Regions from separate parts of the Homo sapiens genome. Here region 1 is linked to region 2. A link is an interaction called in ENCODE POLR2A ChIA-PET data of the cell type or tissue named here. Cell type or tissue: K562. All regions are shown on one strand. Links, peaks and the distances in the headings refer to the core of each region. The heading gives the core; the rest is flanking DNA. Region 1 holds the start of LURAP1 (leucine rich adaptor protein 1). Region 2 overlaps PRDX1 (peroxiredoxin 1).

Region 1 (15,497 bases), core at 12,160-14,659, 690 kb before region 2:
ATATGAACATAAAGATGGTAATGATAGACACTGGGGACTGTTGGAGGAGGGAGAGAGGTGGGGGCAAGGATTGAAAAATTATTTGTTGGGTACTATGCTCACTTCCTGGGTGATGGGTTCAACAGTATCCCAAATCTCAGAATCATGTGATATACCCATGTAACAAACCTGCGCAGGTACCCCCCTCCGAATCTAAAATAAAAGTTGGGCTGGGCATGGTGGCTCTTGCCTGTAATTCCAGCACTTGGAGAGGCCAAGAGAGGAGGATCACTTGAGTCTAGGAGTTTGAGATCAGCCTAGGTAACAGAGTGAGACACTGTCTCTACAAAAAATTTAAAAATTAGTCAGGTGTGGTGGTATGTGCCTGTAGACCCAGCTCCTCGGGAGGCTGAGGTGAGAGGATTGCTTGAGCCTGGGGGGTCAAGGCTGCAGTGATCCATGGTGGTGCCACTGCACCCAGCCTGGGTGACAGAATGAGATTTCTCTCAAATAAGATAAAATAGGGCCGAGCGTGGTGGCTCATGCCTGTAATCCCAGCACTTTGGGAGGCCGAGGCGGGTGGATCACGAGGTCAGGAGATAGAGACCATCCTGGCTAACACGGTGAAACCCCGTCTCTACTAAAAATACAAAAAATTAGCTGGGCGAGGTGGCGGGCGCCTGTAGTCTCAGCTACTCGGGAGGTTGAGGCAGGAGAATGGCGTGAACCTGGGGGGCGGAGCCTGCAGTGAGCCGAGATCGCGCCACTGCACTCCAGCCTGGGCAACAGCGAGACTCCGTCACAAAAAAAAAAAAAAAAAAAAAAAGATAAAATAAAAGTTGAAATTATTTTTAAAAAGTTATTAATCTTTCCTCACACTATTGATAGTTTGGCAGGATATAGAATTCCAGGTTGAAAATAATTCTTCCTCAGGGGTTAAGGCATTGTTCCATTGTCGTATTTTATTTTTGAGACAGGGTCTTACTCTATAGCCCAGGCTGGAGTGCAGTGGTGGCACAATCATGGTTGACTACAGCCTTGATCCCCTGAGCTCAAGCAACCCTCCTGCCTCAGCCTCCTAAGTAGCTGGACTACAGGCATGTACCTACACCTGGCTAATTTTTAAATTTTTTTTTGTAGATGGGGTCTCACTATGTTGCCCAGGCTGGTCTCAAACTCCTGAGCTCAAGGGATCTGCCCATCTTGGCCTCCCAGAGTGCTGGGATTAGAGGCATGTGCCATGGCACCCAGCCTCCATGTCTTTTAATTTTCAGTGTTAGCCTTTAAAAATCTAATGCCATTCCAATCCCTGATCCTTTGTATGTGACCCTTTTCCCATTCTTGCTGAAAGCTTTTAGGATCTTCTCTTTGTTCCCAGTGTTCTGTTTTTACAGCAATTTGCCATGGTGTGGGTTATTTTCATCTATTGAGTTAGCCACTTGATGGGCCTTTTCAATCTGGAAACTGACGTTCTTCAGTTCTGGGAGATTTTTTAAAATTATTTCTTTGATGATTATCCTCCAGTATTTTTCTGTTCTTTCTGGGAATCCTATTACTTGGACAGAGGGTGTCCTGAACTGATGATCCTCTATGTTTTTGTTTTTGTTTTTTTCACTCTTGCATCTCTTTTTTTTTTTTTTTTTTGAGACAGAGTTTTGTTGTGTCGCCCAGGCTAGAGTGCAATGGTGCGATCTTGGCTTACTGCAAGCTCCACCTCCCGGGTTCACGCCATTCTCCTGCCTCAGCCTCCCAAGCAGCTGGGACTACAGGTGCCCACCACCACACCCGGCTAATTTTTTGTATCTTTAGTACAGACAGGGTTTCACCATGTTAGCCAGGATGGTTTCAATCTCCTGACCTTGTGATCCACCTGCCTTGGCCTCTCAAAGTGCTGGGATTACAGGCGTGAGCCACAGCACCCAGTCACATCTATTTCTATACTTGCTCTAGTTTCTGAAATATTTCAACTTGATCAACTCCTCTTTTTTTTTTTTTTTTTTTTGAGATGGAGTCTCACTCTTGTCCCCCAGGCTGGAGTGCAATGGCGCACATCTTGGCTCACTGCAGCCTCTGCCTCTCGGGTTCAAGTGATTCTCATGACTCAGGCTCCCAAGTAACTGGAATTACAGGTGTCTGCCACCACATCTGGCTGATTTTTGTATTTTTAGTAGAGATGGGGTTTCACCATGTTGGTCAGGCTGCTATTGAACTCCTGACCTCAGGTGATCCACTGCCTTGGCCTCCCAAGTGCTGGGATTACAGGCATGAGCCACCACACCTGGCCTATTATCAACTCTTTGGTTTTTCTTTTTTCTTTTCCCCGCCATGATGTGTTTATTTCCAAGTGCTGTTTCTAGTTCTCTGAATGTTTACCTTTTTACACCTTCTTGTTTTTGTTCATGGCTACAGTATTATCTTTTATCTCTTTAAGGATATGCTTAATGATTTTTATAAGTTCGTATCTCTCTGTATTATCTCCATTTCATTCAAGTTGCTTTTTCTTTTCCTTTTTTTTTTTCTTTTTGAGACAGAATGTCATTCTGTCACCCAGGCTGGAGTGCAGTGGCACGATCTCGGCTCACTGCAACCTCTACCTCCCAGGTTCAAGCGATTCTCATGCCTCAACCTTCTGAATAGCTGGGATTACAGGTGCCCGCTACCACAACCAGCTAATTTTTGTATTTTCAGTAGGGATGGGGTTTCATCATGTTGGCCAGGCTGGTCTCAAATTCCTGACCTCAAGTGATCATCCAGCCTCGGCCTTCCAAAGTATTGGGATTACAGGCCTGAGCCACCATGCCCGGCCTCAAGTTGCTTTTTCCTATTTATTTAGGTCTATATAGAGGGTCAGATGTCTATCATCTTTAACTGCTGCTCACCCTTCAGAGTGGATCTCTACAATGACTAGAAACCGTGTATGTATGAAGCTTGCCAACTCTGAGCCTCACTACAGGATGATCTGATTGGGCTGTTTAATTGGAGGTCTAAAGTCTGTATCTTTTTTTTTTTTCTTGAGTTAATCATATTCCCCATATTATACCACTCTAGAGAGTATAACGTAAGCAAGGCTGTCAGTATCCTAGGAGCCAAGTAGGGGTAAAGGCTTGGAGAGGTATTTCATGATATTTAGTACTTTTTAAAGTTTTTGTAGAGACAAAGTCTCGCTACGTTGTCCAGGCTGGAGTGCAGTGGCATGATCATAGCTCACTGTAGCCTCAAACTCCCAGGCTCAAACTCCTCACCTCAGCCTCCCAGAGTGCTGTGATTACAGGCGTAAGCCATTGTGCCTGGCCGTATTTAGTGTATTTTTATTTAGTCCCTCTTGTCCTCAACTATGCTCAGTGTCTTTTAATCTAGAGACCTTCTGTTCTATTCTCCATATATAAAGTCATTTGTCACGTAACAATGGGGATATGCTTAGAGAAATACACCAGCAGGAGGTTTTACTGCCGTGCAAATATGACAGGGTAAATGCACAAACTAGATGACATTTTAAAAAATTTATATACTTTTTAAAATATGGAAAACAAAATGTCCCAGCACAATTACTGAATATCAATCCCTACTTGATCTGCTATGCCAATATCAAGTGCCATATATCATATTTGTGTATATGCTGTGTTATAATCTTATGAAATCACTATGGTATATGCTGTTCATCGAAACATCGTATGTTTTGGTCGTATGATGACTGAAACATCATATAAATATTTGTGTATGTGTACACACTTATATACACATAAATGTTTATATATATGTGCATATATACACACATGATAAATGTTTATTTGACATATGTAGTCTATCATTGATCAAAATGTTTATATGGTAATCCCAGCACTTTGGGAAGCTGAGGAGGACAGATCACTAGAGGTCAGGAGATCGAGACCATCCTGGCTAACACGGTGAAACCCCGTCTCTACTAAAAATTACAAAAAAAATTTTTGCCAGGTGTGGTGGTGGACACCTGTAGTCCCAGCTACTCAGGAGGCTGAGGCAAGAGAATGGTGTGAACTCGGGAGGTGGAGCTTGCAGTGAGCTGGGATCATGCCACTGCACTCCAGCCTGGGCGACAGAGCGAGACTCTGTCTCAAAAAAATAAAATAAAATAAAATAAAATAAAAAATTAGCCAAGCATGGTGGCTCTTGCCTGTAATCCCAGCTACTCGGGAGGCTCAGGCAGGAGAATCACTTGAACCCGGGAGGCAGAGGTTACAGTGAGCTGAGATGGTGCCACTGTACTATAGCTTGGGTGACAGAGCGAGACTCTGATTCAAAAAAAAAAATTTGGCCGGGTGCAGTGGCTCACGCCTGTAATCCCAGCACTTTGGGAGGCCAAGGCGGGCGGATCACGAGGTCAGGAGATCAAGACCATCCTGGCTAACACGGTGAAACCCCGTCTCTGTTAAAAATACAAAAAAATTCGCTGGGCGTGGCAGTGTACGCCTGTAGTCCCAGCTGCTGGGGAGGCTGAGGCAGGAGAATGGCATGAACCCGGGAGGCGGAGCTTGCAGTGAGCTGAGATCGCGCCACTGCACTCCAGCCTGGATGACATAGCAAGACTCCGTCTCAAAAAAAAAAAAAAAAATTTACATGGTTGTTTATGTTATACATGGTCTGACATTGACCAAAACGTCATTATGTGTGTATGTGTATTTACATATACAGGTCAGATCCCGCAGGTCACACAAACACAGTAAATGTTTTTTGTATTTGAAAAATGTTTATTGAATTATTCAGGAAATAACTGCTTTATTCACATCTATGATAAACCAGAGTAAGACCATGCATTAATATTTGTACATTGAGGCCAGGTGTGGTAGCTCACTCCTGTAATCCCGGCACTTTGGGAGGTCGAGGTGGGAAGATCACCTGAGATCAGGAATTTGAGACCAGCCTGGCCAACATGGTGAAACCCCGTCTCTAATAAAAATACAAAAATTGGCCAGGCGTTGTGGCGCACGCCTGTAAGCCCAGCTACTCAGGAGGCTGAGGCAGGAGAATCACTTGAACCGAGGCAGAGGTTGTAGTGAGCCGAGATCACACCACTGCACTCCAGCTTGGGCAACAGAGCAAGACTCCGTCTCAAAAAAATATATATATATATTTGTACATTGAGAAAATTAGACACTGGAATTAAATGGACCTAGATTTGAGTTCCAGTTTTGCCATTAATGAGCCATATGAAATTAAAATTGATTTCTTTAAACCTTCATTTCTTTATTATAATATGAGGTACTATCTAAAGGTTTGTCATGAGACATCGAAGGAACATATTAACATGCATAGCATACCATCTGACAAGTATAATACTGTAAATCAATAAATGGTAGGCTATTTGGCTCTACATATTACTATGGTCGACTTATTTACTAGTTGTGATATTACTGTGTGTGTGTGTGTGTGTGTGTGTGTGTGTGTGTGTGTGTGCAGGTTTTCATCCAGTTTTTGGCTCATAAGCCCCATAGCCATTGTTACAGTGTTTGTTATAATGCTGGGGCACTCAGAAATAGGCTTCAGGAAACAGTCTCTTTCTGACCTTCTCCTGCTCTCCTCTCACCTTCCCAGAGTAGAACTCTAATCTGATTGTGGGTCATAAGACCCTCATTCCAGAGAAGGTCCTGACTCATACCCTGGAGGAAGGAATGCCGCAGAGAGAGGCCAATAAGAATCTAAACAGACAGGCTTTGCTGGGTTTTGATCAGACCCTTTTTGTCCAATAACATTTTGATATGGTTGTCCATGTTTCAATCGTGGACAACCAATAAAGTCTCTTTAAAAGGCCCAAAGGACCAGGCACAGTGGCTTAAGCCTGTAATCCCAACACTCTAGGGGACTGAGGTGGGAGGATCGCTTGATCCCAGGAGTTCAAGACCAGCCTGGGCAACACAGGGAAACCCTGTCTCTACCAAAAAAAAAAAAAAAAAATTAGGTGAGTGTGGTATTGCACACCTGTAGTGCCAGCTACTTAGGAGGCTGAACTGGGAGGATTGATTGAGCCAGAGAAGTACAGGCTGCAGTGAGCTGTGATTGAGCCACTGTACTCCAACCTGGGCAACAGAACCAGACCTTGTCTCAAAAAATAAAAAAAGGTCCCCACAACAGGATTCAGAGAGCGTCCAAGTAGCTGAACAGATGGAGGGTGGTGCACCCAGGGAGAGCACAGAAGTTCCGCACCCCTTCCCGTATGCCTTGCCCCATGCATCTCTTCATCTATATCCTTTGTAATATCCTTATAATAAACCAGTAAATGTGTTTCCCTGAGTTCTGTGAGCCACACCAGCAAACCAATCAAACCCAAGGAGGGGGTCATAGGAACCCCAATTTGAAGCTGGTTGGTCAGAAGGTCAGGAGGCCCAGATTTACGACTAGTGTCTGAAGAGGGGGACAGTCTTGGGGACTGAGCCCTCAACCTGTGGGATGTGACACTGTCTCCAGGTAGACAGAGTTGAAATTAAATTAGTAGACACCCAGCTGGTATCTGCTGCAGAACTGATTGCTTGCTTGCTGGTGGGAAGAAATCCTCATATATTTTGGGGTCTTCTGTATTAATGATTATTGTTGTGTTGCATTAAGTGAAAAAATTAAAAAAACACACACACACAGTTTAGGGTTTTCTAAACACTATGGCAAAAGCATAGAAAAAAATTTTATACCTGAAATTATTTGTGTTTTTGGAAGAATATCACAACTCTAATTCAATTGAACAAATGACTATTGGGTACATGGATTTGCTAATAATTACAAAGATAATGGAGAAATTGTTCCTGCTTAATAGAAGCTTGCAGTCTCAATAAGGGGAGATGAACATAAATAACTGCAATATCAGACTGTACAGACTATTAACTTGATAAAGGAGATTATCTTCAATTATTTCATCCTGGAGACAAATATATGAACAGTGAAGACAACTGTCCTAGTCCATGACCAAACTAAATACATTAAACAAAGCTCCTCATACTAAAAACACTTGTCCTGCTGTTTTCCCCTCCCTCCTTTCCTTCCTTTCTGCCTCCCTCCATCCCTCCCTTCCTTCCTCTTTCCAAAATTTACATCTACAGCCGTGCATGGTGGCTCATGCTTGTAATCCCAGCACTTTGGGAGGCTGAGGCAAGTGGATTACCCGAGGTCAGGAGTTCAAGACCAGCCTGGCCAACATGGCAAAACCCCGTCTCTACTAAAAATACAAAAATTAGCTGTGTGGTGGCGGGTGCATGTAATCCCAGCTACTCGGGAGGCTGAGGCTGCAGTGAGCTGAGATTGGGCCACTGCACTCTAGCCTGGGCAACAGAGCGAGACTCCATCTCAAAAAAAAAAAAAGAAAAAAAAAAAGAAAACAACAACAGAACTTACATCTCCAGTCTTCTGCTAGATAAAGAATTAGGTGGCACCTGGTTGCACAGTTAGGGAGGGGATCTTAGAATATGACTTTTAAACATTCAACCAGCCCTTTTGTTTTCAGCCCCACTTGTGCCCCCAGTTCCAGAAATACCTGGTGCTTCCAACCCCTAAGACCTTTAAGGGTTTTTGCAGTATAAAATGTGTTGCTTTGGCAGGGGGCGGTGGCTCTGTAATCCCAGCACTTTGGGAGGCCAAGGCGGATGGATCACCTGAGTTCGGGAGTTCGAGACCAGCCTGACCAACATGGAGCAACCCCATCTCTACGAAAAATACAAAATTAGCTGGGCATGGTGTCACATGCCTGTAATCCCAGCTACTTGGGAAGCTGAGGCAGGAGAATTGCTTGAATCCAGGAGGCGGAGGTTGCGGTGAGCCAAGATTGCGCCATTGCACTCCAGCCTGGGCAACAAGAGCAAAACTCTATCCCCCACAAAATAAAAAAGTGTTGCTTTTCAGCTTTCCCCACTGCTGGCTCGGGACTGAGCATTTTTTAGGTCTGAGTTAGTTACCACTCTTCCTTCTGAATTTCAGTTTCCAAAATTTTGTTCCTATTACCTTGTCTCTTATTCTCATTGTCATAACGGCTTCATGCCTTTTATTTATTTTATTTATTTATTTTTCTCTTTTTGAGACAGAGTTTTGCACAGTCGTCCAGGCTGGAGTGCAGTGGCACGATCTTGGCTCATTGCAACCTCCGCCTCCAGGGTTCAAGCGATTTTCCTGCCTCAGCTTCCCTAGTAGCTGGGATTACAGGTGCACCACCACGTCCAGCTAATTTTTGTATTTTTAGTAGAGATGGGGTTTCACCATGTTGGTCAGGCTGGTCTCGAACTCCTGACCTCAGGTGATCCGCCCGCCTCGGCCTCCCAAAATGCTGGGATTACAGGCATGAGCCACCGTGCCGGCCCTCAATCTGGTATCTTGAACTGGAATTCCCACTGACTTTATTCATTCTTCAAGCCCCAGCTCAAATGTCACCTCCTCGAGGAAGTCTTCCTTGCCCTTCCTCGAGATGGAATTAATCCATTCAGTTATGGAACCAATATTTATTGTTTCTTATTGGTGTGGCACTATGTTCGATGAAGAAAGAAAAGGCATCATTTCTTACCTTCAGAAGGTTCATAATCTAGTGGGTAAGATAAGACAATGAAGCAAGCACTTAAAATTCAGTGTGGTTGGCTTGGCATTGTGGCTCAGCCTGCAATCCCAGAACTTCGGGAGGCTGACACAAACGGACTGCTTGAGGCCAGGAGTTTGAGACTGGCCTGGGCAACATAGCAAGACCCTGTCTCTATTAAAAAAATAAATAAGGCTGGTGGGGTGGCTCACACCTGTAATCCCAGCACTTTGGGAGGCCAAAGCAGGCAGATCACTTGAGGCCAGGAGTTCAAGACCAGCCTGGCCAACGTGGTGAAACCCCATCTCTACTAAAAATACAAAAATTAACTAGGCGGGTGCCTGTAATCCCAGCTACTCAGGAAGCTGAGGCAGGAGAATCGCTTGAACCCGGGAGGCAGAGGTTGCAGTGAGCCGAGATCACGCCATTGCACTCCAGCCTGGACGCCAAGAACGAAACTCCGTGTCAAAAAAAATAATGATAATAAATAAATAATTTAAAAATGAAAAGTTCAGGCCAGGTGCAGTGGCTCATGCCTGTAATCCCAGCACTTTGGGAGGCCGAGGCAGGCAGATCACGAGGTCAGGAGATCGAGACCATCCTGGCTAACATGGTGAAACCCCGTCTCTACTAAAAATACAAAAAATTAGCTGGGTGTGTTTGCAGGTGCCTGTAGTCCCAGCTACTCGGGAGGCTGAGGCAGGAGAATGGGCTGAACCCAGGAGGCGGAGCTTGCAGTGAGCCGAGATCGCACCACTGCACTCCAGCCTGGGCGACAGAGCGAGACTCCATCTCAAAAAAAAAAAAGAAAGAAAGAAAGAAAGAAAAGTTCAGTGTGGCAAACGCTAGTGGAAACAACTGCTATACAGAGGACTGTAGATACCTAGAGGGCCATAACCTAACCAGGTCAGGAAATGCTTCCTAGGATAAGGGACATGAGCTGAAAATTTAAGGTTAAGAAGGACTCAGCTAGGATGGGCGCAGTGGCTCACACCTGTAATCCCAGCACTTTGGGAGGCTGAGGCAGAAGATCACTTGAGGTCAGGACTTCGAAACCAGCCTGGCCAACATGGCAAAATCCCGTCTCTACTAAAAATACAAAAGCTAGCTAGGTGTGGTGGCACATGCCCATAGTCCCAGCTACTCAGGAAGCTGAGGCAGGAGAACCGCTTGAGCTTGGAAGGCAGAGGTTGCAGTGAACCGACATTGTACCATTGCACTCCAGCCTGGGTGATGGGAGTGAAACCCTGTGTCAAAAAAAAAAAAATAGAAGGACTCAGCCAGACAAAGAGGTGGAGAGAAGCATTTCAAGCAGAGGAAACAGCCTGTGCCTCCTTCCAATTTGAAATCGACTTTCTAGAGCACAAACCCAACCACATCACTCTACAGTGAAGACTCTTCCAGGAGGCCCTTCCTGGGTTCTACCAGCACTTATCATCCTGTACTAGAAATGTTCTTCTGTCTCCTCCTTCCCTAACCAGACTGTGAGCTCCCTGAGAGCAGATCCTGCCCAATCCATTTCTGGTGCTTGGCCCAGTGCTAAGGAGGTCACATTCAGTTCTGTGATTCTCTTGCCTTTACTATCCTTGACCCCTTTGATGGTTCCCAGGATTCAGGGGTCTGGGTTGTAGTGTGTTGCTGGGAAATAAATCTGAGAGCAGATTCTATAATCCTGTGGCAGTGGGATTCCCTGACTGTGACAGCATCACTCCCAGAATAGAAGAAAGCAAGGTTTTCTTGCCAGAAAAAGAAACACTCTTTTCACACCATCTCTTGAAGAAAATAGAGTATAGGATAAACAGCTCAGGAGAGATGCAGCCTCAGAGGCGACTCCAAACCCAATTCTCCTTCCAAGGAGATTCAGGCTCCCTACTCCTCTCCTTAACATCTACATACCAGACTCTCTGCCCAGCGCTGGGGTCCTGTATGGTTTCCTCATTGCTCAATATAAATCAGGCCCTAGGGTAAAAGCCTGGAAATCCCAGTCCGAGCTCCCAGAGCGGGGACTATCAGAATATTGTTACTATAAAGGTTCTTAACAATCATCTGGTTTCACAGTCCCCATCTCCCTCTACCCCCTCCACCAAAAGGAGGAAAAACTGAGGCCAGGAGAGAGACAGAGTGCTGCTCAAGACCACAAAACGTTTCAGAAGCAGAGCCAAGACTTGAACCCGTGCATTCTTCCTTGCCTAAAGCTTTTTCTCAAACTGCCTCTGTGGAGGTGGGTTGTCATAGCAACAGTTCTTTGGGTGGGAGAACTAAGAAGAAGTTGCCACTGTTTCCCATTCCCACATATCCCAGTCTGGCTTGTTCACTCAACCTTTGAATGGAGGGTAGAGGAAGAAAGCAGGAGGGACGAGGCCTAGAGGCAGGACTGACCTTGGCCTCAAGGGTAGGCCTTCCCCCTTTGTGCAAGGAGAGCTGGGAGAGGAACAATTGAAGGACAGTCCTTAGAGGGCTTGAACCAGTCCTGCCTTCAGTAGCCCGAAGGCAAATCCCTTGCCCCACCCCTTGTCCTTCCTGGGTGCAACCCAGTAGGCAGGGCAGAGCACAAGAAGAGATTAATATTAATAACATCCTGGCCTGAGGAAGGAGAAAAAATAGGATGGGGATCTCTCCTCATTCTGGCCCCAGAAGGCTCCCTCCCTTGTGCCCTTTCTCGGGCAGCCTCAGGCCCCAGGCAAGCTGGGTCAAGAATACAGAGAGACAAAATCAAAAGTTAAATGCAGCCCCTTAAAGTTTACAGATAGTTTCCACCAAGGCAGAGAAGAGAGCCAGAGACTGGGCGTGGCTCTTCCACTGACTCCCTATGTGAGTTCAGAATCTGCAAGCACGTTTTATCTGTAAGATGGGAGAAATGATGACCAGTTTTCTCATTTCAATGACATAAAATGTTCAGACTATCTGGCACAAAGCAGGTCTCAAAGTAAAGATGCAAAGTGCAGTCAGATGATCTGGGTTCAAATCATGGCCCTGCTTTTTGCGTGATGTTGGGCAGTTATTAAACTCCCTGTGCCTCTGTTTTCTTTTCTTTTCTCCTCCCTCCCTCCCTTCCTCCCTTCCTCCCCTTCTTCCCCTTCTTTTTTTGAGACAGGGTCTAGCTCTGAGCTCTGTCACCCAGGCTGGAGTGCAGTGGTGCGATTTCAGCTCACTGCAACCTCCTCTTCCTGGGCTCAAGTGATCCTCCTGCCTCTGCCTCCAGAGTAGCTAGGACTACAGGCACACACCACAACACCCATCTAATTTTTGTATTTTTTGTAGAGACAGGGTCTTGCTTTGTTGCCCAGGCTGGTCTCAAACTCCTGGGCTCAAGCGATCTGCCTGCCTCGGCCTCCCAAAGTGCTGGGATTACAGGCGTGAGCCACCATGCCCACCCTGTGCCTCAGTTTCTCCATCTATAAAATATCACTTAACAGGGTTACTGTGGAGATGAAGAGAGCATCATGTAAAGTGCTCAGCAAGCTGCCTGGCACATGCACTGGGTGAAAGTTTTCAAAGCAAGTAGACAGTCTAGATAGGCTCTTACTAGGCCTTGAGCTAAAGTTTGTACAGTGAGGCAAAGGCAAGCCCCCGCTTAGGTGGGTACAGTCACAGCCTTGCTCTGGAGAATTGGGCACTCACCTCCAACCTTCAAGGCCAAGTGCACACTTGGCATTCAAGTCCTTCTCCCAGGGGGCCTTTCCTGACTGCTCCACCCACCAGACTCTCTTCCCAGCCTCTCAGCTCAGGCGTCGGAGCCCTGGCTGGTCTCAGAGCCCCCATGATTTCCTTCCCCTTCTCCTTCACAGACCAGCTTGGCACAGGCTGGGCACACAGGAAGACTTTAGCTGACGTACTCACTGTGGGCTCCTGGTTGTGAGCCAGGAAGCCGATGGCAATTCCTCAGTTCCCCAGAACTGGCTGCAAAGTAGTGGCAGGTGTAAATCACCCACTTCACCGGAATCAGGGCCCTGGGGAACCTGCCAGGGCCTCGGCTGCCCTTTTGGCTCTGAATCTAGACCAGCAGCAATAGAGAAAGGGGAGGGTTGCTGTTTCCTCTTCTCCCCAAGAATGTACAGATGAGATCCAAATATCCAGTTTACCTGGAAGACTGGCTGGGAGGAGACTGAGTCTGAGGCGAGGGAATCAGCACCAGTGGTGCTGCTACTCTCTGTCCCTGCTATGGGTCTAGGAACTTTCCATTATTTTAAGTAGGGCTGGGGGATGTAGAGGAAACGGAGAAGGTTTTCAGTGCCCCTGGTCCAGGTAGTTTTCAGCAGATAGGCCCCTTTACCCACTTCTTTTCTGTGCGGAACACTGCGGCCTCACAGGAACTTAAACCCTTTCCCGGTTAGCAGAAGGAGAAAAAACCGGTTGCCTTACAACGGGGACTGGCGGGGAATAGGTGGCCCATACAGGCGGGGGGAATTTGTGCTGCGTTGGGTTCTCAGTACTTCCCAGTCCTCATCTCTCTCCTCCCAATTATTTGGCAGGAATAACTTCCAAAACCCACTGCTCCCAACCCAAGTCCTCAGGACCATCAACACCCCACTCACTCTTGGGGGACAAGTAATGGACGTCACTCCATCTCCACCCCAGCGTTTACGGATTGATCTGGGAGGGATTCTGAGCAGTTAGGTGGAGAGTTTTAACTACCTCCTCTCCAGCTTAACTCTGGGAGCATGAGTTCGTCCCTCCCGGCCCTACACTAGGGACTCGTCCCCTTGGCCCATGGATTCAGCACTCACCAGCTCCATCTTCAGCGCCATGATCTTGTCCCCCAAGTCGTGGCCGGTGCTAGACGCCCCTGGGAGCAGCAGGGCGCCAGAGGTTCCCAGCTCACACTCGCCTCGCAGCCCGCGGAGCAGCCCTTCAGGGGTCTTCCTGCCCACCTTACCCTCCACATCCCGCAGGTCAGGCGTCTGGGACTCCACGGTCCCCTCCATGCGGGCCCAAGCCTGAAAAGGGCTGGGCGACCGGACGCCGGGGACCGGCTCCCGGGGGTCCTCCCTTCGCCGCTGCTAAAGCGGAGCAAAACCGGTGGGTCCCCGCCCGCGCGGCGCGGGGGCGGGAGGAGGGCGCCGTAACACTCAGAAAAGCCGCGCAGCACCGTCTGTGGATGTATTCGAGTGCTGCGCACACAACCTCTGGCCCTGGATTGCGTGGGGCTGGGCGATTCTGGAGTTGGACCTGAAAGAGCACTCGGAGACCTCAGCGCCTTCGCCCCACCCTGGCACTGAATCCAGCCAGGCACACAGCAGGCGCCCAATACATGTTTGCAGAATGAAGTCTAAGCAGCTTCAGTCAGAGATGTGGGAGTTTAAGGAACAGCGGTAACAGAGAGCTGCAGAGGGCTTGGAAGTCTTCCTGGAGCAGAGGAATTGGGTATAAAACGATGACTGGATTTTAGCTAGACACACACACACACACACACACACACACACACACACACCACCCCCCCCCCCCAGGGGCTAGAATTCAGGCTAACGGAGTAGAAAAGGGCAACCAGTACTGAAGCTGAAGAGGTCCACGTTGGGCTTACAAGCAAGATGCTCCTTAAGCTTGACTGTGCGTATGAATTATCTGCGGATCTTGTTAAAATGTAGGTTCTGATTTTGTAAATCTGGGGTGGGGCTTGAGATCCTGCATTTTTTTTTTTTTTTTTTTTTTTTTTTTGAGACAGAGTCTCGCTCTGTCGCCCAGGATGTAGCGTGGTGGCGCGATCTTGGCTCACTACAAACCTCTGCCTCCCTGGGTTCAAGCAATTCTCCTGCCTCTGCCTCCTGAGTAGCTGGGATTACAGGCATGCGCCACCATGCCCAGCTAATATTTTTGTATTTTTAGTAGAGACAGGGTTTCACCATGTTGGCCAGGCTGGTCTTGAACTCCTGACTTCAAGTGATCCGCCTGCCTTGGCCTCCCAAAGTGCTGGGATTACAGGTGTGAGCCACTGCGCCCAGCCAAGATCCTGCATTTCTAATAAGCTCCCAGGTGATGGCCATGCTGCTGGTCCACACTTCAAGTAATAAGGGACCACACTTTGAGTAACAAGGTTACAGAAAATGGTTCTGAGATGTTTGGGTTTTATTTAACAGGTAATGAACAGCCATGAAAACTCTGGTTTGTTTAGGCTTTTAATTCAAGTAATTCCAGCCCATGGTTGCAGAAGGATTTACAATGAGAAGATAGTTACCCCTACCCTACCCTTTCACACCTCTAGGCCCACTCCCAATTGGCAAAAAATAACTTTTAGTTTTTTTTTTTCTTTTGGTGTTCATACCCATAACGTTATTGTTTAGAGTTAACTAAAAGTGGTTGCCAATTGGGAGTGGGCCTAGAGGTGTGAAAGGGTAGGGTAGGAGTAACTATCCTCTTATTGTAAATCCTACCACTATTTTTTCTTTTTTAGAGACAGGGTCTTCCTACATTGCCCAGGCTGGACTCAAACTCCTGGGCTCAAGCAATCCTCCTGCCTCCCAAGCAGCTGTGACTACAGGAGTATGCCACCATGCCCAGCCACACTACTTCTCAATTTTAAACATTCATCTGCTGTTTATTGTCCTATTCAGATAAATATGGATATATGGGTTTAACTCACACTCTGTAGTTCCTTTCCCCCATTGGCAATATATATTTCTTTTCTTTTCTTTCTTTTTTCTTTTTTTTTTTTTTTTTGAGATGGAGTCTCACTCTGTCGCCCAGGCTGGAGTGCAGTGGCACGATCTTGACTCACTGCAACCTGCCCTCCTGGGTTCAAGCGATTCTCCTGCCTCAGCCTCCTGAGTAGCTGGGATTACAGGCACGTGCCACCATGCCCGACTAATTTTTGTATTTTTAGTAGAGACGGGGGTTTCACCATGTTGGTCAGGCTGGTCTCGAACTCTTGACCTCGTGATCTGCCTGCCTCAGCCTCCCAAAGTGCTGGGATTACAGGTGTGAGCCACTGCGCCCGGCCTGGCACTACATATTTCTATCACTCTTTTTAGTTCATCTAAGGTTACCTTTGTAATTAACTTTTTTT
Region 2 (7,755 bases), core at 93-2,592:
TTTTTTTTTTGAGATGGAGTTTTGCTCTTGTTGCCCAGGCTAGAGTGCAATGGCGTGATCTCGGCTCACCACAACCTCCACTGCCCAGGTTCAAGCAATTCTCCTGCCTCAGCCTCCCGAGTAGCTGGGATTACAGGCATGCGCCATCATGCCTGGCTAATTTTTTTTTGTATTTTTAGTAGAGACGGGGTTTCTCCATGGTGGTCAGGCTGGTCTCGAACTCCTGACCTCAGATGATCCGCCCACCTCGGCGTCCCAAAATGCTGGGATTACAGGCATGAGCCACCACGCCTGGCTTAATTTTTGTACTTTTTGTAGAGCTGGGCGCCATGTTGCCCAGGCTGGTCTCCAACTCCTGGGCTCAAGCCCTCTGCCTGCCCTAGCCTTTCAAAGTGCTGGGATAACAGGTGTGAGCCACTGCCTCTGGCCCTCCTCTATTTTATTATTGGAGAAATACTCATTATCTCTTGTTATAAGAGACATTCTACATTTAAAGTCTCAGAGCTCACTCAAATCTCTGGAGCTGTGACACTGCTCGTTCAGTTTGTTTGGGTCACGTATATATCACAGCTGTTAATATTAGGCTGAGGGCTAGGCACTTTCCCTTGCCTGTTTTGACCCCGGAGGAGAGTTGATATTACAGATGGAACAACTCTCCTTTCTGTTGTCATAGTTTTTTTTTTTTTTTTTTTTTTTGAGACGGAGTCTCGCTTTGTCGCCCAGGCTAGAGTGCAGTGGTGCGATCTCAGCTCACTGCAAGCTCCGCCTTCTGGGTTCATGCCATTCTCAGGCCTCAGCCTCTTGAGTAGCTGGGACTACAGGCGCCCGCAACCATGCTTGGCTAATTTTTTTGTATTTTTAGTAGAGACGGGGTTTCACCATGTTTGCCAGGATGGTCTCGATCTCCTGACCTTGTGATCCGCCTGCCTTGGCCTCCCAAAGTTCTGGGATTACAGGCGTGAGCCACTGCGCCCGGCCTCTGTTGTCATAGTTTCATGCAGACACTTGGCAAGTTCTGTTGAGGCTCCTCCTTTCTTTACCTTGTAGTTCCAGAGCAGCTCGATCTCCTGGGACAGTTGAGGATATAGATTCCTTAGAATGCTAACCTGAAACTCAGGTGTCAAGTGTCCTTTTCTCAGTGGTGTAGCATTAGTCCCTGGAGTTAGTTTTTGGTAGAACATTTGACTAGGTTTCCTGACATAATCACACTTTGTTCTTGGGGCTTCTCCCAGCAAACAAGGTAAGTTGCACCATAGGGAGGTGACCTGGGCCCAGGGGTATAAGCAGGAGGTCTAGGAGGAGCTGTTCTCTGCCCTCCAGAGCTTGACCTGCTGAGGCCCCAAAGTGCTTGTTAGGCAAAGCTGGAAGGGTTGTTTAGATGAGTTAGTTTCCAGTGATACTGCAAAGTGGTAAATGTCAAAAAGGGCTGCTTGTTTGGCTTTTTTTTTTTTTTTTTGAGGTGGAATTTTGATCTTGTCGCACAGGCTGTAGTGCAGTGGCATGATCTCAGGTCACTGCGACCTCCATCTCCCCGGTTCAAGTGATTCTCCTGGCTCAGCCTCCCCAGTAGCTGAGATTTCAGGCCCCCGCTGTCACACCCAGCTAATTTTTGTATTTTTAGTAGAGACATGTTTTACCATGTTGGTCAGCCTGGTCTTGAACTCCTGACCTCAGGTGATCCACCCGCCTCGGCCTCCCAAACTGCCTCCCAAACTGCTGGGATTACAGACGTCAGCCACCATGCCACCACACCCAGCCTGTTTGACTTTTCAAACATTGCTGCTACCTGGAAATGAGTGAATATTTGGAATTGTTCTAGTATTTAAGCCTGGTGGGTGTGGCGAGAAGGCTGCCTGGCCAGTTTGAAGATCTGTTATTTCAGTGGTTAATCCCAGTGACTTCATTAAAATTGCAGCTAGAAGTTCTGTTACTCACTAGTACTTTTGTCTTTTCTGTCTCTCTCTGTCTCCCTCTTTCTCTCTCTCTCTCTGTGTATATGTATATATATATTTCTGTTGTTTTGAGACAGTCTTGCTGTGTTGCCCAGGCTGGCCTCAAACTCCTGGGGTCAAGGGATCCTCCCACCTCAGCCTCCCAAGTAGCTGGGACTACAGACACGCACCACTGTGCCTGGCTTAAAATTTTTCCTGTCCTGTCAGGCACGTTAGGAACACATGTGATCACTTAAACCATGCTTGTTCCATTACTATGGTTCATCACGGGAGAAGTGCAAAGGCTGTGACTTCTTATTGGTGTCTTATCTCTACAGCAGAGGAGTACTGCAATTCAGCTTTCTCTGGGTATTGTTAAGCATTGGCATTAGGCCATGCTTATAAGTGCATCCTTGCTTTTGCTATCTTTGGAGAACTTGGTGTTTATGTTAATTTTAGCCACTCAGAAAAGATCAAAATTAGACTGAACAGTGTTTACTCTGTATTGGTAGCTATGACATGGAGGCAGGAGAATAAAGTATGGGATTGGAAGTTTTTTTCATTCAGGTATTCCTAATGCACCAGGTTCTAAAAGTAGCTTCTAGGAGACATCTGTATTGAGCATCTTGGCAGTTAGTGGTTATTGTGTCAGCCATCAACTTGCTTCTTTTTGTATAGGAAAATATAAAGCAAGGAAGTCTGTGTCAAATGCTAACCATGACTCCGATTTTCCCCCCAGGAAAATATGTTGTGTTCTTCTTTTACCCTCTTGACTTCACCTTTGTGTGCCCCACGGAGATCATTGCTTTCAGTGATAGGGCAGAAGAATTTAAGAAACTCAACTGCCAAGTGATTGGTGCTTCTGTGGATTCTCACTTCTGTCATCTAGCATGGTAAATCTCTTGGTCTATTTGGCATGTGAACTTTTTTTTTTTTTTTTTTTTTTTTGAGATGGAGTCTTGCTTTGTCGCCCAGGCTGGAGTGCAGTGGTGTGATCTCCGCTCACTTCAAGCTCTGCCTCCCAGTTTCACGCCATTCTCCTGCCTCAGCCTCCTGAGTAGCTGGGACTACAGGCGCCTGCCACCATACCTGGCTAATTTTTTGTATTTTCAGTAGAGACGGTGTTTCACCGTGTTAGTCAGGATGTTCTTGATCTCCTGACCTCGTGATCTGCCCACCTCAGCCTCCCAAAGTGCTGGGATTACAGGTGTGAGCCACTGCACCTGGCTGGCATGTGAACTTTTAAAACAGCAACTGGGAAGCTTTGGCAATAGACTTTCAAGTATTGCCTTCTCATTGAAGGGAGTGCAAAGTCTGACTTTCTCTTATTGCTCTCATGACCTGGCAGCAGAGAAGAAGCAGCTTCAATTGCAGTTGAGTGTACCCTAGTGACCTACCTTAACTGTTCTCAGCATTCACTTTATTGCTGGAAAACGGAAAAAAAACAGTCTTTTTGGAAAGTTAGATTAGGAATATGGGAAAGGGGAAAGAGGAATGCGTACAGTCAAGTCAAGAGTTTGAATGTAACTGTATGTTTGCCTTTTGCCATAGGGTCAATACACCTAAGAAACAAGGAGGACTGGGACCCATGAACATTCCTTTGGTATCAGACCCGAAGCGCACCATTGCTCAGGATTATGGGGTCTTAAAGGCTGATGAAGGCATCTCGTTCAGGTATGTCATCAGGACAAGTATCCAGTTGGCTGAAAGCCTTTTATTTGGAGAGATCTAGAGCCCTGATCTGTAGAGACTCCTTGTCATTTCATTCCTTTATGCAGGGGCCTCCTCACTAAGGCCAGGCCAGTAGGAGTGTGGAGACCAGTCCATTTCCTTCAGGCTTCAAGCCTCTGTATTCTAACAAAGCACATCTCTAAACCTGTATTGCTTTTCCTTTCATCTCTTTTCCCAGGGGCCTTTTTATCATTGATGATAAGGGTATTCTTCGGCAGATCACTGTAAATGACCTCCCTGTTGGCCGCTCTGTGGATGAGACTTTGAGACTAGTTCAGGCCTTCCAGTTCACTGACAAACATGGGGAAGGTAAGCCATCTGTCTGATAACAGGACAACAGAGTGGTGGTATGAAGGGGTGGGTTGCCCCTTCACACCTGTGGGTGTTTCTCGTTAGGTGGAATGAGAGACTTGGAAAAAGACACGTAGACAAAGTATAGAGAAAGAAATAAGGGGGCCCAGGGGACCAGTGTTCAGCATACAGAGGATCCCGCCGGCCTCTGAGTTCCCTTAGTATTTATTGATCATTCTTGGGTGTTTCTCGGAGAGGGGGATGTGGCAGGGTCATAGGATAATAGTGGAGAGAAGGTCAGCAGATAAACACGTGAACAAAGGTCTCTGCATCATGAACAAGGTAAAGAATTAAGTGCTGTGCTTTAGATGTGCATACACATAAACATCTCAATGCCTTAAAGAGCAGTATTGCTGCCCGCATGTCCCACCTCCACCCCTGAGGCGGTTTTCCCCTGTCTCAGTAGATGGAACATACAATTGGGTTTTACACTGAGACATTCCATTGCCCAGGGACTGGCTGGAGACAGATGCCTTCCTCTTGTCTCAACTGCAAAGAGGCGTTCCTTCCTCTTTTACTAATCCTCCTTAGCACAGGGTGTCAGGCTGGGGGACCCCGGTCAGGTCTTTCCCTTCCCACGAGGCCATATTTCAGACTATCACATGGGGAGAAACCTTGGACAATACCTGGGTTTCCTAGGCAGAGGTCCCTGTGGCCTTCCGCAGTGTTTGTGTCCCCGGATACTTGAGATTAGGGAGTGGTGATGACTCTTAAAACGAGCATGCTGCCTTCAAGCATTTGTTTTAACAAAGCATATCTTGCACAGCCCTTAATCCATTTAACCCTGAGTTGACACAGCACATGTTTCAGGGAGCACAGGGTTGGGGATAAGGTTACAGATTAACAGCATCTCAAGGCAGAAGAATTTTTCTTAGTACAGAACAAAATGGAGTCTCCTCTGTCTACTTCTTTCTACACAGAGACAGTAACAATCTGATCTCTCTTTTCCCCACAGTGGTAGAATGGGAAAGATAGTAGGAACAGAAGCTACCAAATAAGAAAATGGGTATCTCTCTTCATAAATTGAAGCCCCTGGATTACAGTGTGTTGTGAGGGTGAGGGTAATGGAAAAGCTTGGGAAGGAGAATATAAAGGCTTTTTATTCAAAGTATACATACTCCTCTCTTCTGTCCTGCTCATTTAGAATCAGTCACTCCCAAAGATCTAACTTACTGAATGTAGGATGATCTCACAGATGTATTAGGGCAAAACAAAATGGTTGGGAATCACCTCTAGAGATAAAGCATGCCATTTTTTAAATAACTTTATTGAGAGAAGAGGTTAATCCATATAGTTCATATTTTTATTTATTTATTTATTTTTTGCAAGATGGAGTCTTGCTCTGTTGCCCAGGCTGGAGTGCAGTGGCGCAGTCTTGGCTCACTGCAACCTCCGCCTCCCCTGAGCCATTGCGCCCAGCCCAGACTAGCTTTCTAAGGCCTATTTCAGCTCTGATCTTGTAATTTAAAGGAAATGAAGTTATTAGAGTCTGGATTAGTGGTGTATGTTTGGGAAGACCCAAAGGTGCTAGCTTGGCTAGCACCAAGTAATCTTTTTACAGGGATTAGAGTCTGATTATATAGGGATCAGTGAGCACTGATAACCAAGAGGTACCCTTTGCAGAAGGATGTGTGGGCAGTTAGCCTGGACAGATGACACATGGCTCAGCTGACACCTGCTGAGACTGCCCCCTTGTGGGAGATGAGGTTCAGCATTAAGAAGGAGGCAGCAGTGGCAAAGTAGGCCCTTTAACTGGACTTTCCTAGGAACCTACATATAGGTTAGTCTCCTGAACCCAGGCTTTCATAACTCAGAAGCTTGCTTCTTCAGACTCTGTTGGTCTCTGCTGCTTCCCATCCCACTGGAACATGTACAGCCTCTTAAATAGGTACCATTTAAGAGCCAATGAATGCCAAACACTTTTTTTTTTTGAGACAGAGTCTTGTTTTGTCGCCCAGACTGGAGTGCAGTGGTGTGATCTCAGCTCACTGCAGCCTCCACCTCCTGGGTTCAAGTGATTCTCTTGCCTCAGCCTCCTGAGTAGCTAGGACTACAGGGGTCCACCACCACGCCCCACTATTTTTGTATAGTCCCAGCTACTCGGGAGGCTGAGGCAGGAGAATGGCATGAACCCCGGAGGTGGAGCTTGCAGTGAGCTGAGATCGCGCCACTGCACTCCAGCCTGGGCGACAATGTGAGACTGTCTCAAAAATTAGCCAGGTGTGGTGGTGGGCGCCTGTAATCCTAGCTATTTGGGAGGCTGATGCAGGAGAATCGCTTGAACCCGGGAGACCGAGGTTGCAGTGAGACGGAGGTGGAGATTGCGCCACCGTACTCCAGCCTGGGCAACAGAGGGAGACTCCATCTCAAAAAAAAAAAAAAAAAAAAAAAAAAAGAAAAATAAGAGATTAGTCCCCTTGCCTCATTTTCTTCAGGCTAGCCTGAGGCACATTCTTAGGCATTGTCAGGAAAAGGTTGAAGGCTGTGCTTTCTGTATAAATCTATGAAAAATTTCAAACTCTGCCTTTTGCTTACCAAGGGGTAGATGGCAGTTACTTAATGAAACAAGCGGGGGCTTCTGTTAAGTTCTTGATCCTTTATAAGGTTCAGGCTATCCAGTTTGGTAGAGTTAGAAGAATGCTGAGAAGGCAGACTGAGTTTGCTGTCTTCAGAGCTCTGAAGGGCTGTCAGAAACAGTTTAGTGTTAAGGGTTTACATAGTCCTATGTGTGTCGTTTATTTAGCTTTTTTTTCCCCTTAAGGATTAGAGAGTGTTGGCAAATTATTTAAACTTTGCCTTTTTTTGTGGAAAATTTAAATTTCAAGTGCTACATGAATAAATTAGGCATGATAGTATCTTAAGGCTGTGGTGATGATTATATGTTTGTAAAATGGTTAGCTCATACTAAAAGGGTGAATGATCTAAGACTGATTGCAGGGGTAGGTTTCCTGGTATCTGAGTGTTCAGGTGCAGAACTGGTTTTGTCCATAGGAGAATGGTGGTGCATACCATTGAGAAGGTTATTAATTAGTGGTGCCTTTCTCTTGCAGTGTGCCCAGCTGGCTGGAAACCTGGCAGTGATACCATCAAGCCTGATGTCCAAAAGAGCAAAGAATATTTCTCCAAGCAGAAGTGAGCGCTGGGCTGTTTTAGTGCCAGGCTGCGGTGGGCAGCCATGAGAACAAAACCTCTTCTGTATTTTTTTTTTCCATTAGTAAAACACAAGACTTCAGATTCAGCCGAATTGTGGTGTCTTACAAGGCAGGCCTTTCCTACAGGGGGTGGAGAGACCAGCCTTTCTTCCTTTGGTAGGAATGGCCTGAGTTGGCGTTGTGGGCAGGCTACTGGTTTGTATGATGTATTAGTAGAGCAACCCATTAATCTTTTGTAGTTTGTATTAAACTTGAACTGAGACCTTGATGAGTCTTTATTTTAGGAAGCATATTATTAGCTTTTGATTTTAAGAGGAATTTACTCCTTGCTTTCCCTGTTTTGGGGAAAATGAGGAGAGCTGCCTCCAAATCAGGGAATTATATTGACACAGGTAGATATAGGGAATGGAACTGAATGAACCCAAGGTGTTACATTTTGTTTCACTACACATGAGGGAGAAGAATAAGCCCTGCTATAGTGTTGGCCAGAGCACTGCGACTGACGCCACAGGCTGGGTTACCAGTTAAAGTCTCAGTGTGACTACTTGGACACCTATTTTTGTTTAGACACACTATTCAAAGGGCTGCAT

What was found. ChIA-PET counts read pairs that join two places held together with the same protein. Peaks named below come from ENCODE experiments on the same cell type or tissue, not always from the same donor. Only the 100,000 strongest peaks of a DNase experiment are listed, where the experiment ranks them.
Region 1: POLR2A ChIA-PET joins it to region 2 with 5 read pairs; 3 of 35 experiments call an interaction of 5 or more read pairs at or near these places.

Annotation. Positions count from the first base shown.
Region 1 is chr1:46,201,352-46,216,848 of GRCh38, reverse strand. It overlaps LURAP1 (leucine rich adaptor protein 1), which reads right to left and starts at 13,515. Exons shown (of 2, transcript NM_001013615.3): 1 at 13,225-13,515. The coding sequence starts at 13,422. It also overlaps a transcript of POMGNT1 not described here. RefSeq lists a silencer at 13,475-13,594. In K562, for the core only: no CTCF peak of the experiment used is centred there; DNase peaks (open chromatin) are centred at 13,191, 13,508 and 13,873; H3K4me3 peaks cover 1,075 bases.
Region 2 is chr1:45,510,723-45,518,477 of GRCh38, reverse strand. PRDX1 (peroxiredoxin 1) reads left to right here. Exons shown (of 6, transcript NM_181697.3): 3 at 2,671-2,824; 4 at 3,483-3,605; 5 at 3,841-3,971; 6 at 7,064-7,427. The coding sequence ends at 7,149. It overlaps MMACHC (metabolism of cobalamin associated C), which reads right to left. Exons shown (of 4, transcript NM_015506.3): 4 at 5,096-7,755. Among named protein-coding and RNA genes, the nearest start is that of PRDX1, 7.3 kb to the left of the region's middle. In K562, for the core only: no CTCF peak of the experiment used is centred there; no DNase peak of the experiment used is centred there.